2 separate regions of the Homo sapiens genome follow, and region 2 is linked to region 1. The links are chromatin contacts, found by Hi-C or POLR2A ChIA-PET in ENCODE. All regions are on one chromosome and are shown on one strand. The core of a region is the stretch at or near the end of the contact, and the rest is flanking DNA. Distances in the headings are between cores, read along the strand shown.

The links. A loop is a pair of places that touch in the nucleus more often than their neighbours do. ChIA-PET counts read pairs that join two places held with the same protein, here RNA polymerase II (POLR2A). Pooled maps may share reads with other maps.
Region 2: a map of Calu3 shows a loop between it and region 1 (2.4-fold over the local background). The contact joins the enhancer-like site here to the promoter of RXFP3 in region 1. A Hi-C loop is called at or near these places in 1 of 168 maps with a recorded cell type or tissue (Calu3), 6 of 37 single-sample maps with no recorded cell type and 1 of 50 pooled maps. POLR2A ChIA-PET finds 5 or more read pairs at or near these places in 1 of 52 experiments (PC-9).

What each region holds. Positions count from the first base shown.
Region 1 is chr5:33,933,878-33,938,204 of GRCh38, reverse strand. It overlaps RXFP3 (relaxin family peptide receptor 3), which reads right to left and starts at 1,819. Exons shown (of 1, transcript NM_016568.3): 1 at 1-1,819. The coding sequence starts at 1,464. The coding sequence ends at 55.
Region 2 is chr5:33,770,662-33,774,850 of GRCh38, reverse strand. The region is part of intron 2 of ADAMTS12 (ADAM metallopeptidase with thrombospondin type 1 motif 12); the gene reads left to right. Among named protein-coding and RNA genes, the nearest start is that of ADAMTS12, 120 kb to the left of the region's middle. Within about 2 kb of position 2,395, at least 2 of the 41 ENCODE cell types and tissues checked have a DNase peak (open chromatin) inside an H3K27ac peak, as active enhancers do; they include PC-9, where a contact is called at or near this core.

The DNA.
Region 1 (4,327 bases), core at 570-3,069:
CGCCCGGGGAAGGCCACCTTGCCCCGACGGCGCGCCCTGGGCCTGAGGCCTGCGTCAGTAGGCAGAGCTGCTGGGCAGCAGGTCGTAGCGCCCCCCGCTGTAGACCACGACGCCAGGTGGGTAGTAGAGCAGGTCCGGCTCCGCGGCCGCGTGGGGCGGCGCCGGGGCCTGCAGCCCCTGATCCTCGTGCTCCGGCTTGGTAGTGGCGGTGAAGGGGCGCATGCTGGTGATCGAAGGAGACGCGATGCGCCACAGCAGGCTCTTGAGCGCCTTGCGGAACTCGCGGCGCACGAGGCAGTAGAGGACGGGGTTGAGGCAGCTGTTGGAGTGCGCTAGGCACACGCTCACAGGGAACGCGTATACCTGGCACAGGAAATACTCCTGGCTGAAGGGCACCGCGTTGAACTTGATGAGGATGCTCCAGGTGGTGAGCGCCTGGTTGGGCAGCCAACACAGGAAGAAGGACAGGACAACGATGGTCACTGATTTGGTGACCTTCGACAGTCTCCGGGCGCTGGCTCCGGTCGGGCGTCCTCCGGCTACCGCGGCCCCTCCTTTGGTCCCCGCCGCGCGGCGGTCGGCGATGAAGCGCACCAGCAGCAGGTAGCACAAGATAATGATGCCCAGCGGCAGCACGAAGCCCAGCAGCACCTTCTGCGAGTGGTAGAGGCCCAGCCAGAACTGCCTGTCGCGGCCCAGCAACTTGTCCGGGAAACGCACCAGGCACAGCTCCTCGCCCATCACCTTGACCGTGGTGGAGAAAATGGCACTGGGCAGCGAGGCCAGCGCGGCCAAAGCCCAGATCCACACACACAGCGCCTTGGCCGAGAAGCAGCAGCTGTCCCCCAGGCTCCGGCCGCAGCAGTCGCCCCGGCCGTGTCCTCGGGTCCGGTGGCTCTTCAGAGCCGAGGCCACCGAATGGTAGCGCGTCACACTCATGGCAGTGAGGAAGAACACGCTGGCGTACATGTTCATGGACGTCACCATGGACACGATCTTACACATGGCCTTGCCGAAGGGCCATTTGAAGTCAAGAGCGTTCTCCACCGCCCAGAAGGGCAGGGTGAGCACAAACTGAAAGTCCGTCAGCGCCAGGTTGGTGACGAAGAGGTTGATAGAGGACTTGCGCCAGCCCTGCATGCTCTTCATCAGGTAGAGAACCAGCAGGTTGCCCGCCAACCCCAGGGCGCACACCACCCAGTACACCACGCTGATGAGAATCCGCACCCGGGCCTCTGTGTCCGCGCTCTCTGCCCCGCCGCTGCCCGGGGGATGTCCTGGCGGCGCGCCGTCCGGCAACTCCAGCCCCAGCTCCCACCACAAGTCCGGAAGCTGCAGCGACGCGTTACCACTCGTGTTGGCCGCCTCCAGAAGGTCCGGGACCAGACTGAAGAGTTCTGCTAGCTTGTCCCCGCCTGCTGCCTTATTCATGGTGGCTATCGTGGCTGCATCGGCCATCTGCATGCGCAGGTACCTCTAGGTCATGTTCTGGGGGACAAGACCTAAGATAACACGGTTTACCCCAGTTTTGTTGCCAGGCTAGCCTGCGGGACGTGCGTGGGAGCTTTCAAAGCAGCTACTGAAGAGAGAGCCCAGGAACTGGGTACTAAGCGCGTCCTGGCGCGCAGCGAACGCCCTGGACGCAGGAGTTGAGCTCAGCGGCTGCTTTGGAGCAGAGTTGAGGAGTGCAGCCCGTAAGGCAAGCACTCGGCGTCCAAGGGTTCTCAGGCCAAGCTCGGAGTCCCTAGGTCCTTATGTACAACGCAGACTTCCCCTCTCCGTGTCCCGCGGTCACTGGGGCACTGGCGCATAACTCCCCCAGCCGCTCAATTGTGCGATTTGGGGCCGCTCGCTCCCTTTCAAATACCTTTATCCGTTTCCTCTGGGACTGCTTGGATGAGGTTTCCGTCCTTGGAGAGAAAGAGATCGTAGAGTTCCATCCACCACGCTCAGCTTCCTGGAGGTCAGTGGGTGTCTGCGTCTCTCCGCGGTTGTCAACTCCGGGTGGGTTGCCAGCGGCTCTCACCAGTTACGGTGGCACTTGCACGGCCAAGGCGGCGGGCCCCAAGGAGCATGCGTAATCCCGGGGCGCCGCGAGGGGCGCTTTCCGAGGTGCTGAACCCAGCCGCGCCCGCGCCGCGAGGGAGAGTTGAGCTGCAGGCAAAGCCCACCCGCCACTCCAGTTTTCCTCTCCAGAGTTTCAGCAGGAAGGGTCTTAAGAGTTTATTTTACAGCTGCAGGAGAAAGTCGGCTTTGACGTGAGTTTCTTCTTCCTTTCTTATTCCCAAACATTATGATTAGAAGTTTTTTTTTTCTTTCTTCCTCACTCCCACTTTTCACCGGAATTATTCCATTTGGTGAGGAATTGTTCTAAAAATATGAGCTATCCTGCTTACTTTCCTTCTTGAAAGTAATAACAGTGGCCTCTTTTCATGCTCAAATGAGATAATGGGTACTTATTGGATACACAAAGGACAGCTCCACCTCCCCTCTTTAATTAGCTGACCACTTACGCAGTACCTGTGTTTGTCAGGATTTTCAAAGGGTCTTCACATGGCAGAAGTCTGGGCTCAAGGGTTGCCCCTACTTTAATGTATTCTGAGAGGTGACACAAAAACAGAGCAAACAACTGATGGTCCTACTTCACAGAAATTAAATGCCCTAAGCCCAAAGCGCTTCAACAAATTGTTTGATCACATACAGGCCACAGTCTCTTTACCTAGATGCAAATAGAATAGAGGATACCACTGGGCTGATCGTGAACCACCAGCCCTCCTATTTCCATTACTGTTAGCATCAGGACTCTTTTTCAGGCGTTTTTCAGACCAATGGAAGTACATTCTAAGGACTCTTCCAAGGGAATGAGTGGAAACCACTTGAATTACTTCTCAAGCTTCAGTCTACATAAATGCCAGGTCAATCGCTCTGGTGTAAATTACACTTTTAGGATTTACTTTAAAATTTTGAAATGTTTTCCTCTTGGTCTGGGACTAAACTGAAACCAAAGTTTCTTAAGCATAATTGTCCTCACTCCTGGAGTACTACAGAACTCCCAGCTTTACTTAAGGAGATAAAGAGGATGCAACCTTCAAGCTGAGGAGATAAGAAACAGAAAAAGAAAGAAAGAGAAAAACGAAAAAGAAAGAAAGAAAGAAAGAAAGAAAGAAAGAAAGAAAGAAAGAAAAGAAAAGAAAGAGAAAAAGGAAAAAAGAAAAAAAAAGAAACAAGAAACAATCTTGATTCCAAAGGACTTTTAGCCCTGAAGAGCACACACCTTGCTACGGATGCTGCACAGCTCCGTCTTCCCACTAGAGGGAGTAAGGGCTTTAGTAAAAACCTAGCCAAACACAAACATCTCCTTTGATCAGTTCTTACCTGGAGATCACCCCTGCCCTGAGGATTCCTCCCAAAGCACAGGTTATTTCTATGGATGACTATTATCCTGGTTTTAGTAGCCTCACTTTCACACTCAGTTTTGACTTTATTTTTAACTGGTTATTTCTCCATCAATTTTCTCTCTCTCTTCATCTATGTCTCTATTTCTCTTTTCTAATATTTCAAGGGGCTGTTGAAACACAAGAAAAGCTGGGGCATACCCTGAAAGCTCTCTGCTGTTAAATTTTTGGTATGTTCACACCAATGACCTCCATCTAACACATACACAGCTTCTCAGTGCTTCTAGGCACACCCAGGAATATATCTACTTGGTCTGCTCCAAATCACATGTACATATTCATACTTTATGAAAAAATTATAGGGGCCTGATTCAATTCATCTCACATTCATTGGCCACTTACTCTTGCCAGGCACTGAGATAGGCTGAAAGACATAAGTCCTCTATTTTGAGCGTCTCTGGAATTCTTAATCTAGATGAGTGTGCAATCTACTAGTGTCTAAAACTATATTTTTTGTTTAGTTTTGTGCATGACTAAGTTATCTAGAATGTAATGATTCATGCCAGATAAGTGGACAATAATTTTACCTCTTTTATTATTTCCCTTTTTTTTTAAGGGGTGGGTAGGTAATAAATAGTTATACCTTGATGGGATATTCCAGTTTTAGGTTTTTTGGGAGGGGGTACTCTATGTTGGTATTTAAAGAAACCATAAAGGAGGAAGGGTGCAGAGCTTGTTATGTTACATATGTGGTCTGTTTTTCTGTTCCTCTTCTTACCAAAATTGAAACCAGGCTGTGATGGGGGCCTGGAGGAAAATCAGCATCAAGAAACTGTCTCTCATTCACAGTGGCAGGGTATGGGATCTTGAAACCTTTTTCTGGGCTTCTTTTGTGTTCCTGAAGCCATGTGGGCCATGCGAAGCCATGAGGA
Region 2 (4,189 bases), core at 1,146-3,645, 160 kb after region 1:
GTTTAATTAACTCATTAAAGAACAAATCAGCGGGAGAATAAAGCTGGGCAAAGCAGGACATGAGTAACAGTTAATGAAAGACAGGCTACTGGGATAAGAATGCCAAGACAGATACAAAATGGGTTAATGTTGTACAAAGCAATAAATATTAACTTTCAGGGTTATCTTTTCTATTGGATAATAGTCATTTGTATTCTACTGGACAAAAATAATTTTCAACTTTTCAATCTTCTATGAGTTAATTCTAACTTCGCAGACTCTGGACTCTCATCAAAGGTCAAGGGTAATTGGAATAAGAGTACAGTCCTCCAGAGAATTAGACAGCCTTTCAGTGGGTGGGCCTGTTACACAATGTTCTGTATGAAGCCAAAAGGGCATGCTTTCATCCTTTTGCATTATTTCAAAGTTTTGATTTTTTTTTCATAACACCATGTACAATCATGCTTAGAAAAAAAATAGTGTAGTTCACATATATATAAGCAAACCCAAAACATTTGGTGCCAGATTAGCTCAGATTTCAATTCCTCTAGAGATCCTTTCCTGGGACCCTCAGGTTCCCCTCTTAAATTTTCCTTGTCAGGACTTCTAATTGTCCATGGGCAGGAATGTCTGGTTCGTTTACGGCTGTATTCTTAGGGTTCTGATAGAGAAGCTGGCATACAGGAAGCACCTAATAAATGTTTTTTGTTTGGATGGATGAAAGTGGTGATCTCAGACCAGATTAGGGTCGAGTGAAACCAAAGTCTAATATACTGGTTGGTGCAAAAGTAATTGTGGTTTTTGTCATTACTTTAAATGGAAGTAACCTCCCCATTACTTTAAATGGAAGTAACCTCCCCAAAGGCCACACCCCCAGTAGTGGAGGTGCCACCTTTTGTAGGTGAGGCGGATGGCAGTGTGTGTACGTACTTTTGCACCAACCTAATAGTGGATTCTGAGCAAACTCAGCCAGCTGCTTTCTTTGGGCACCCCCTGACAGTCAGTGGCTTCTTGGCCATATTTCTTTCAATGAAGGGCCAACTCAGTTTTATGAAGAACTGAAAGTCATATGTATGTATGCAAAAAAAGTCTATCATAATCACCCTCAAAAAGCAACTTTTTCAGTAGCTCGGGGTATGTGGTGCTGGGCTAGGCTCCTGGAGAGAAGGCATTCAACATTATCAACACTACTTGGGATTAGGCAAGAAAGCTGATCTATATGATCTTTCTTCTTCCCAGTTTATTCACAGACTTAGTTTCATGCTACTTCTGGGAGTCAGGGTAATTTTGAGTCCAATAACTAAGAATTCACAGAGAGAAACAGACCCTAGTTTGTCATCCTGACTGCCATAATGGTGGAGCTGTGACCAGCCATGAAGGAGGCTCCGTAGATGACACATGTCCATGCCTAGAGCACATGTCAGGCCACAGACTGGCAGCAGGGTTTCATTTTATAAAGAACATAGTGCACTCATCCGCAGCCAGTTCTCACTGTGAATACCCTATGTGAGAAGAGTGAAAACAGAAGGGAATGTGGTTCTTAAGGCTATGAAAACTTCTCTGCCTACTATCTATTATAGGAAGCTCTAATCAAAATATCAAGAACATGGCCTAAGTGTCAAGTAGACTGATATTGAGGAGTGTCCAAAGAGTTACTGTCTGAGTCTAAATTCAGAAAGAAACAAGTCACCGAACAAAAAAAGATAAGCAGCAGTTGCACTTCTTGGAAAAAAGAAGAATAAAAACAAAAGATTCCATCAAGAACAGCTCATGTGTTCAAGAATCCTGGTTATTTATGCCTTGCACCTTCCATATGCAGGTTGTTTGCAAAGTATTTGCAGCTGTCTAAAAGATTACCTTTCCAAACTCTAAAGTAATACTCATTCTCCAAGACGCAGATCACAAACACCTTCTTTCTGAAGCCTTCCCAAATGGAATTGATTTCTTTCTCTTTTGTGCATCCACAGTGTGGGATCTGTTTCTTCTCACTGCCCACTTCATATTAGCATTATTCATTCCTGTGTCTAGAAGGCAGGGTCCAAGCCTTATTTACATCACACGTGGTGTGCTTATCTCAATGAGCTTCAAATAGTGGTGCTTAAAATGAATTAAATCCAACGAAAACTCATCCAGGATTAGCTCAGTTTTTAAGAGTGGTGCAGATCTGTCTTTAACTTAGAAACCCTCACTATGCTAAGGGTTTATGAAGCACAGCCAAGCTGCTCTTTTTCAAGAAGCCTGGAAAAGAAGTATCTCAGTTTTCATTTGGGCATATGCTTTGTTATGTATGCATACAGGCACATAAGGAAACTGTCTTCTCTTTTCTTAATTCTGGAATTATTTTTGCTCAATCTCCTGACCTCCTGGATGTTTTCCAAGTGAGTAATACAGCACCTTGGGAGGAGCTATGGCTAAAACACATGGTAAATTAGTTTCATCTCACACTGCTCAGTTGGACCCACTGGTAGAAGATGCCTGGGCTGCTAGTTGAGGACTGTGAGATGGGTTGAAGGTGTGAGGTGAGAGCACCAAGGATGAATGGCAGTGTCTGCTGTGAGCACAGGATGGGACCAGATAGGTGAGGCAGATGACAGTGTCCTTTTTTGCTGTCTCTGGTCTGGACGAATTACTTATGGTAGCTCTTGTGCAAGGGAACTGCTGTTGAGAGTCTAGAATGAAAACTTCACAGGATATACTTGTTGAAAAGGACCACAAGGCAGGGTGTGGTGGCTCATGCCTGTAATCCCAGCACCTTGGGAGGCCGCAGAGAGGATATCACCTGAGGCCAAGAGTTCAAGAGCAGCCTGGTCACATAGTGAGGCCCCATATCTACAAAAAATAAAAAAAGTTAGCTAGGCATGGTGGCAGATACCTGTAGTCTCAGCTGTTTGGTAGGCTGAGGTGGGAGGCTTGCTTGAGCTCAGAAGTAATAGCTTGAGGCTTAATCCCAGAGGATTGTTTGAGGCTGCAGTGAGCTGAGATTGTGCCACTCCAGCCTGGGTGACAGAGCAAGACCTTGTCAAAAAAAAAAAAGAAAGAAAGAAAGAAAAAGGATGAGGGGACCACAAAGGACATCAAGTACGCAGTATAACTTTACTACACAGTGTTATCACTTTAAGGACAGTGAATATTTAATATTATATACAATATACAATATATAAAATGTACCATCTTAACCATTTCTATGTGTATAATTCAGTGACATGAGTGTATTCACATTGTTGTACCACCATACCCATCCATCCACAGAACTCTTCATCTTGCAAAACTAAAACTCTATCTGTTAAACAAATTCTATTTTTGCTGTATGGATATTTATTTTTAATAAAAGAAACTAATAATTATAGGAAATTTAGAATATTCAAGGAAATAAAAAAGAAGAAAAACCTCACTCAGAGTGGGACCATTAATACCATTAATGTGTTGATGAATGTTTCACTTGATCATCAAGGCTGTGACCTCATTTTTCTTTGACTTTTTGAGGTCTGCTCCCAGGCAATAACTGGTACCCACTCATTCATACAGGCTAAAAACTTTACTATGATACTCCTTCCAAACCCATTGTAATTATTTTTCAGGGGACAGATTCCTTTTTTACTTTAAGCTAAAGGAATAAAGATCTAGTTATGGATGTTCAACATCATTTACTCAACAGTCATCACTAAACAGACATTTGTTGAGTGTCTATCATGTGTTGGGTAGCATTGTATGCAATATATTTAATAGATATAGGATTGAACAAAATAGATGAAAACCCTACCCATCAGGGAACTGAAATTCTCATACAGAGAGTGATATTAGTGACATTTACTAACCTGTAAATATATGCCTGCCTGTCTATAATATGAAGTCCTCTAAAGAAAAATTTAAAAAGTAATGAGGACCAGGAACAGTGGCTCACATCTCAAATCCCAACACTTTAGGAGGCTGAGAAAGGAGGACTGCTTGAGGTCATAAGTTCAAGATCAGAATCTCTACAAAAAGATTTAAAAAGAAAAAATAGAGGAGGAGGAGGAGGAAGAGGAGGAGGAGGGGAAGAGGAAGAAGAAGAGGAAGGAGAAGAAGAAGAAGGAGGAGAAGGAGAAGAAGAAAGCAGGGAGGATAGGGAGTGCTGGTTGGGAGCTCTGAACATTTTTGGTTGTGTGGTCAGGGAAGGACCTTCTAGAAGGTGACATCAGAAGTGTACATGTACCTGGGGGTGGGGGATGAG